Regions from separate parts of the Homo sapiens genome. Here regions 1 and 2 are each linked to region 3. A link is a loop called in an ENCODE intact Hi-C map of the cell type or tissue named here. Cell type or tissue: ascending aorta. All regions are shown on one strand. Region 1 overlaps SMOC2 (SPARC related modular calcium binding 2). Region 2 has its middle 59 kb from the start of SMOC2. Region 3 overlaps SMOC2 (SPARC related modular calcium binding 2).

The links. A loop is a pair of places that touch in the nucleus more often than their neighbours do. Peaks named below come from ENCODE experiments on the same cell type or tissue, not always from the same donor. Only the 100,000 strongest peaks of a DNase experiment are listed, where the experiment ranks them.
Region 1: a loop joins it to region 3, with 2.2 times the contacts of the local background. A loop is called at or near these places in 2 of 110 quality-filtered maps.
Region 2: it touches region 3 in a loop (3-fold over the local background); 8 of 110 quality-filtered maps call a loop at or near these places.

The regions. Positions count from the first base shown.
Region 1 is chr6:168,573,916-168,576,415 of GRCh38, reverse strand. All of the region lies in intron 7 of SMOC2 (SPARC related modular calcium binding 2), which reads right to left. Among named protein-coding and RNA genes, the nearest start is that of SMOC2, 130 kb to the right of the region's middle. In ascending aorta, no CTCF peak of the experiment used is centred here; a DNase peak (open chromatin) is centred at 1,395; H3K4me3 peaks cover 1,028 bases; H3K27ac peaks cover 2,500 bases.
Region 2 is chr6:168,380,867-168,383,366 of GRCh38, reverse strand. No RefSeq gene overlaps it. Among named protein-coding and RNA genes, the nearest start is that of SMOC2, 59 kb to the left of the region's middle. RefSeq lists an enhancer at 1-328. In ascending aorta, a CTCF peak has its summit at 1,520; no DNase peak of the experiment used is centred here.
Region 3 is chr6:168,523,377-168,525,876 of GRCh38, reverse strand. The region is part of intron 2 of SMOC2 (SPARC related modular calcium binding 2); the gene reads right to left. Among named protein-coding and RNA genes, the nearest start is that of SMOC2, 83 kb to the right of the region's middle. In ascending aorta, a CTCF peak has its summit at 1,010; a DNase peak (open chromatin) is centred at 955; H3K27ac peaks cover 1,510 bases.

The sequences.
Region 1 (2,500 bases), 51 kb before region 3:
CATCTGCTGCCCGACTGGACGTGCCTCAGATCACAACGTGCTTAGTGCAAACATGTTCACTGATGTCAGTAGATACAGCCCATGATTACAAGAGCTTTTTGGGGTCCTTGATGAGTTATAACAGCACAAAAGAATTTTTATATCAAAAAAGTGTGGGAGCTGCTGAATTAGACCATAAACTTGAGCTATTTGAGAATAAGGGTTGTGTGTTATGTATTTACCTGTTTGAATGAGCAGAGTTGAGGAAACCTACACAGGGCTGACTGGTGCACCTGCCCAGCATGGCCTCACCCAGTCTTCACCGCTTGGCACAACTAAATCTGAGCAACCACAACCTGACCAAGGCTAGGGTAGGGAGGGGACAACCAGGTTTCAGACCCAGGCCACCAGGCTCCAAAGTCCTGCCTCTAACCCCAGCCACCCTGCCTCTGTGTCTCATGGCGGGCTGCCTCCTGCCAGCATGTGGCCGACAGGCAGGGGTGCACTGGCCTTCACCTGGGTGCTTGGGAGGGCACCCAAGTCAGTAAAGTCACAATGGTGGAGGATGATCCTGAGAGAGGAACTGAGTGATGATCAAGGAAGTCGGTCATCTTCACCGCAGAGCCGAGACAGTCTGGAGCAGCCACTGGAATTGGCTGGTGTCCTGTCATGTCCCTGAATAAGACAGAGCCAGGGGTATAGCTGGGGCCGGGAGCCTGGCGCAAGTCCGTTAGCTGCAGCAGTGTGGGTGCTATTTAGCATGATTTATTTTTTGGATGTTTTTGGCTGGTTCAAATGGCTCTGCCTGTGTTCTGCATCCCACAGTAAAGACAGACCCTTCGCATGGCTCCGCCTTCAAACTTCACAGAAATACCCACCCCCTGCGAGGAGCTCCCCGTCTTCTGCATCGGGGAACTGAAGGGAAGTTCTGCTGTGTCCACGCTCCTCATTCTGGCTGTTTGCAGGGTCCCCACACCCTGCTCACAGGGGCTCCCCACCCACTACAGTAAAGCGCTATCTATGCATTTATCTTCCCAACAATATTTTACTAGATATGCTAGGAGAGTAAGAGATTTATCCTTATAGGGCTTAGAAAGAAGTCGGGGGGAATCTAAGGAGGGAAAAAATATTCTGCAGGAAACATCCGAAATGCATGTTGAGTGCTCACTTTATAACCTACTGTCATTTTAAGCCACAGAAGAACAGCCTGAAATGTTCAGCAGCAAAAGCGAGCCACTCGGTGCTGAGCTCTTCCCTGTGAGAATTAACACTGGGAGGGGTGTGGCTCCTAAAGGCAGGCCCAGTCCACGCCCGCCCAGCGCTTCGCACAAACCTTTCCCCACAGACACACTTCCTCCCGCCTCCCAGACCAAGGGTGCTGCTAAGCTGGCAGGCCTTCCTGACAAAGACAGAATACCTAAAGAGACTTCTTGGCAGGAGTGTTCGAGTGGAGCAGAGTCTAAATGTTTAGCTTTTGCAGATCAGCAGCACCACAGGAAGCAGCCCCCGCACCCCGGCACGAAGTCACCTAATAAGGCAACATTTTGTTCTGGTTCATGCAAAGGGCGGTGGCCGGCCCCCATGTCACCCTCTGTGCCTAAGTGGTGCTTTTGTTTTGACTTGGAGAAAGGAGGGCCCTCCTGGCTGTCTGAAGTGAGACCAGCATGGAATGTGCCGGTCTTCAGGGAGGTCGGGAAGGACAGAGCGCCGAGTCCGGCAGTTCGGGATGGGTCTGCACCTCATCCTGTGCTGTCACCCACCGGACCCCCTACACACACGGCACAGGAATCCCCCCTGACTCAGGCAGAATTGCTCAGGCCCTTCAGGAGAAATCCGAGCTCTAAACACATCTGCAGACGTTCCAGGCAAACCTCCCTCCTCACCTTTCTCCAGAGCTGCTCTTGCACCCTTTACCTCTGTGATGTGACTTGTTTCAGAATATTCTCCAACTCCCCAAGGCCCGGCGGGAAGGTTCACTCTCCCAGGGATTTCCAGGGCTTCAGGCGACCTCTCCCCTGTGCTGCCCACAGGATCTGCGCCGTGTTCTCCAAGCTCGTTCCTAAGGACGGGGGCTTCCTCCCGGCCTGCTGCCTCAGCCCTGTTCCAGGATGGCTGCTGACCTGCCCTATGGAGGCCCGGCCTGCAGGGTCCTGGAGCAGCCTTCGACCTACCCGCCCTGCCCATGAGCATGCTCAGGGCCTGGCCCCCCTCCCAGCGCTGCCACACCACTCCCATCTTCCTGGTGCTGGATGACAGGTGCCCATGCACTGCTCAGTCCCTGAAGGAGGGTCTCTATCCACAGAGATCACATGTGCAGGGAAAAGACAGCTGCAGGAAATATTGAGTGCGCTTGTTTCCAGCCTCTTTTCCTCGTCTTCTAGGGTGGGCAAGACATTCTTCCCAGTCAGCCCCTGTGGTGGGCGCAAGGCCCGGGTCCACCCATCCCTCCCCCTCCAGAGAAGGGCACGTGCCCCTTATGGCCAGAGAGCACATCCTACCCCACTGGCCACAGCGACTGGTT
Region 2 (2,500 bases), 140 kb after region 3:
ATGCAAATATGCATGCATGCACACTCACGCACACATGTATGCATGCACACACGCACACACATGCAAATACGCATGCACACACATGCACACACATGCAGGCATGCAGACACATGCACGTGCACACATGCACACACACATGCAAACGCACATACATGCACACACGCACATGCACATACAAACACATGCACACACGCACGCACACATGCACACGCACATGCACACACGCAAATATACACACATGCAAATATGCATGGATGCACACACTCACGCACACACGCACACACACACATGCACACACACACAAATGGTCCACACTTTCTCCTTCCTTCTGAAGGCCCGTGCAAAATGTCTCCTCAGCACCAATATTGCAGTGTCTAAACCCCATCTGCTGGGTCACCTCTTGTCCTGGAAGCTGACCAAATATTTGATCAGATCACGGAGAAGTCCGCCCCATGTTCTCCCTGGGTACCGAGGCTCAGTACCCTGTGACCACAGCTGGGTGGGGGTGGGGGCTGTCCATAAAATACACCACTGATGGTGGCCTTCCAGGGGTACTGAGGCTTACGGCCCTGTGTCCACAGCTGGATGGGGGTGGAGAGTGTCCATAAAATACGCCACTGATGGTGGCCTTCCAGTGGTGTTTTCAGAAGCAAAGCTAACTCATTGTAGGTTGAGTTCCTGAAGAACTTGCTGCCATCAGCTGACCTGGGCAGCCCTGGCTTTGAATCCCAGCACAGGACTCTGTGACATTAAACAAGGGAGTTAGCCTCTGTGAAATCCTGTCTCCATGTCTGTAAAATTAGGACATTAATGCCGGCTCACCAGGATTTTAAATTTTAAATTACGTGGAATAAGCAGCGAGTGCATGACAGAATTCTTAGGCTCTCACACGTGCCCAGCACAAAGTAATTCCTGCCTCTTTCCCCTAAAGCTTTCACCTCCCAGACTTCACGGTCCTGGTTCTACCTAATTTGCCACAGCCCTTTAGTTTGAGTAACAGCTGCGTAGGGCACTTCTGAAGGTTTGGAGAACCCTTGGCGACGTTACCCAGCAAAGCACCGGGCGTTATGAACAACACAGGCAAGCGTATGCAGCTGGGGGCGTCAGACAGAAAGCAGCAGGCGGGGGGCTCACCTGCAAGCGCATGCAGCCAGGGGCATCAGACAGAAAGTGGCAGGCAGGGGGGTCGGGAGCATTTCAAATGGACCTATGTCACAATTGCGTCTCAATCCAACCCTGCACCAGCCATCATTTTTGGTTTCTCTCCAGATTAAAAATAATAAGCAGGAAAAATTAAAGACCTATGACCATCCTGGGCAGAAAACCTGTCTATGTGTCCACAGGCCACAGGGCCGCTCTGGGCGGTCACCGGCTGAAAGCCCATGAGGCTCCGAACGGAAAGTTTTGGCACCAGCTCATGCTGTCATTCACGCACTCTCGTGGAGTCCAGCAGCCCTGCCGGCGGTGGGTGGTGGATGGGTGTCTGGTGGAAACGTGACCACATCGTGGAGTCCAGCAGCCCTGCTGGCAGTGGGTGGTAGATGGGTGTCTTGTGGAAATGTGACAGCAGGTGACTCATGGCTCCCGTATTGGGCTCTTGTATTTTCTTTGAATGAATGTCACTCACTGTCTTGCAGATGCCCACAGCCTGGCAGTAGGTAATTTTCTAAACAAGGACCGTGGAGCTTGAGTGTAGGGAGGGCATGGGTGGCAGCAATGGCCGGCGCTTGGCAGGCCTGATTAATTCACCTTTTTAGCATGGCTTGGGTGAGAGGCCATTGGAAATTCTTCCTTAATTATGAAGAAATTAACATGGAAGGTTTGTACCTGTCAGAATGCACACAACTTCAACATGAAGGACACGGCTTACCCAGTGTGGAAGGCTGAATCATGATGCCCGCGGTGCCATGCCCTAATTCCCAGAATCTGATGCCCGCAGTGCCACGCCCTAATTCCTGGAATCTGATGCCCGTGGTGCCACGCCCTGATCCCTGGAACCTGGGGATGTGGCCTTGCGTGGCAAAAGGGACTTTGCAGATGTGATTGAGGAAAGGGCCCACAGAGGAAAGATGACCCTGATGATCTGGGTGGGCCCTAAATTTCCCGAATTAATCACAGGCGTCCCTGGAAAAGACAGGCAGAGGGCCGCTGACCTCAGGAGAGGGAAGGGGCCCTGGTGTCAGGGGCAGGGGTTGAAGCGATGTCCTCTGAAGATAGCGGGGGCCAGGAGTCGAGGACCACGGTGGCCTTGGAAGCTGGAACAGGCAGGAAGGGGTTCTCCTGGAGCCTCCAGAAGGGGCCACCCCTGTGGACACTTTGACTTGGGCCCAGTGGGACTAATTTCTGGCCCACGGAACTACAAGATGGTAGATTTGTGTTGTTTTGAGCCACCAAATGTGTGTGGTTTTTGCAGCTGCAGTGGGAAAATCACACGCCCCATGTCATGAGTGCATCGCCCAGCAGGGCTGCGTGGGACTCGGGCTATGTGGGACTCGGACTC
Region 3 (2,500 bases):
GGAAGTGACTGAGGGGCGGGGGTCTCAGGACGCACGCGGTGGGACTTCCAACCACAGCTGCAGCCCAGGGCACCGTCCCACTGAGACCAGCCTGAGAGGAGAGCGTGGCTCGTCCCTTTTCTCTGTTTCCCGTCCTGCCTCTTCCACCTTCACATGGAAATCTGACTGTCAGGTGGATAAAAGGGTCAGGTCTTCTTAGAAAGCCTCATCCTCTGCCCCAGAGGCTCCACATCCCACCTTCCCAACAACACAGATTTCACAGAAGGCGCAACGTCACTGCTACTACTTAAGAAGACACCCCAAGGATGAGCAAAACTGGAAAAGTCTTTAGACTTCCAGGCATATCTAAGCTCACTGTGGAAAAAAACTAATTCAGAAATACAGAGACATGAAAAGCAGTAATGCAGGATCCGTGTGTGCCACAAGCAGGCCTTGTTTCTCCCTAACTTGCACAATCAGGGCCAGGTTAAGACACGTGAGGACCACAAAGTCGGTTGCTTACTGAAGCTCTTCTCAGCCTTCCAGCCCAGGGAGTGAAAGCTGTGAGCCCAGCATCAACCAGGCCCATCTTTCAGTGCCCCCAGGGGGAAAAGGCTTGTCCTAAGAACAGCCTCCCACCACAGGAGACGACGTCACGTTGGCTGCCATGGGCCGCCTCCCCGGAAGCAGAACACACATGCATGCTTTACTTCTTGGGACCATCACACCATATAGCTTATTTGAATTTTAAAACTTGAAAAAATGGCTTTCCTTTTTAAAAAACGTATTTCCAGATTTCAATCACAAGTGCCTGCATCTTGAGAGAGCACAAAGGCCGTCTCGACTCCAAGGACTCTTCTTCAAATGTTGTTCACTTCCGTCTTCAGATGGTGACTTTTTGACTCCCTCGTGGTTAAAGTGCTGGCTATGGCAAAATGCGATCCGATTACCAGCCCTGGGCTCCACCCGTCACAGCGGGCTCCTACAGGCTCCGCCTCTAACAATGCTCCAGGGCCTTTGTGCGACTCCTCTCTGGCTTTTGCAGAACCACCGGCCACATGCTGCATAGAGCATTACGGGCCTACACATCTGAGCAAACGCTCCTCCATGCATCCCAGCTTCATGCCTTCAGCTTTATTCTAAAGTCTGGCCTGGCCAGCCAGCACTCAGCAACATGTGGTTTTAATGCAGTCTGTGTTTTAGCTGAGGAGAAATCACTGCTTTGCTGGACTTCTGTCCTCGTTTTTTAGTATAACCTGTGGTTTTGACTGTCTAAAAAGGAAAAGTGATATGAGTTCCAGCTTGCGAGGTCTCCACGAGGTACAGATGGAGCTATAAATTAGGTCTAATATTTGAGCTATCATGGAACATGCCAAGAAAGCTAAGTTTTCCAAACTCCTGTGGGCTCCATTCTTGGCGTGGACTTCTTTTAAAGACTTCACATTTGCCACTGGTCAGATAGTTCTGAAATCTGCAGCTCTTGGGTTTAATAGAATATTAAATTCCAAGTTTACGTCTAGCCTATGGCAAACTATTTAGTCATAGGAAACAATTAAGACTTAGCATGAAATTACAAGGCCTGCATAAATCATCACTCAAAATAAACCTGCAGTCATCTTATGAAGTAAAACTGCTACAGGGTTGCGGCTTATTCCACAGATTTGCTATTCCTTATTCTGGATATCTCGTGTTAAATCAGGTTCAAGATCTTTACTACAGAGAAGTGCCTGACCAGCATCCGACAAGGTCCATTCTACCGAGAGGCACAAAATTGCCAGAGAATGAGCACTCAGAAACAGTCATGGCCCCCGTGTGTTCTCAATATCACTCTAAGCCATTATATGCTTGATACAGACATACCTTAGACTGAATTAAATGCCCCTCTTTATAAAAATCAAAATGTTAAACACACCCTCAAAATTATACTATTTCCAACTTTCCAACTTTTTAATCGCTTTGAAAGAATGGAATAGGATGCTTCAACACTGTCCCCTGGAAACCTTATTTACAGATGATGATAAATGTCTCTCCTTAATATATTTTTACTCTGTATGATTCTTTGGTTGAGTTAAAAATTAAGCAGAACCCTAACTGTTTAACAGCCTTGTTGAGATTCCACTCTGAACACTTTATGTTTAACTGTTTGATTATTAAATCCCCAGAACATAAGCAACATAATTTTTTAAATTACTGTATGACGGCCAGGTGCGGAGGTTGATGCCTGTAATCCCAGCACTTTGGGAGGCTGAGGTGGGCGCATCACGAGGTCAGGAGATGAAGACCATCCTGGCTAACATGGTGAAACCCCGTCTCTACTAAAAATAAAAATAATAAAAAAAAAAATTAGCCAGGCATGGTGGCAGGCGCCTGTGTTCCCAGCTACTCTGGAGGCTGAGGAAGGAGAATCACTTGAACCTGGGAGGCAGAGATTGCAGTGAGCTGAGATCGCACCACTGCACTCCAGCCTGGGTGACAGAGCAAGACTCTGCCACAAAAAAAAAAGAATTACTGGCCGGGCGCG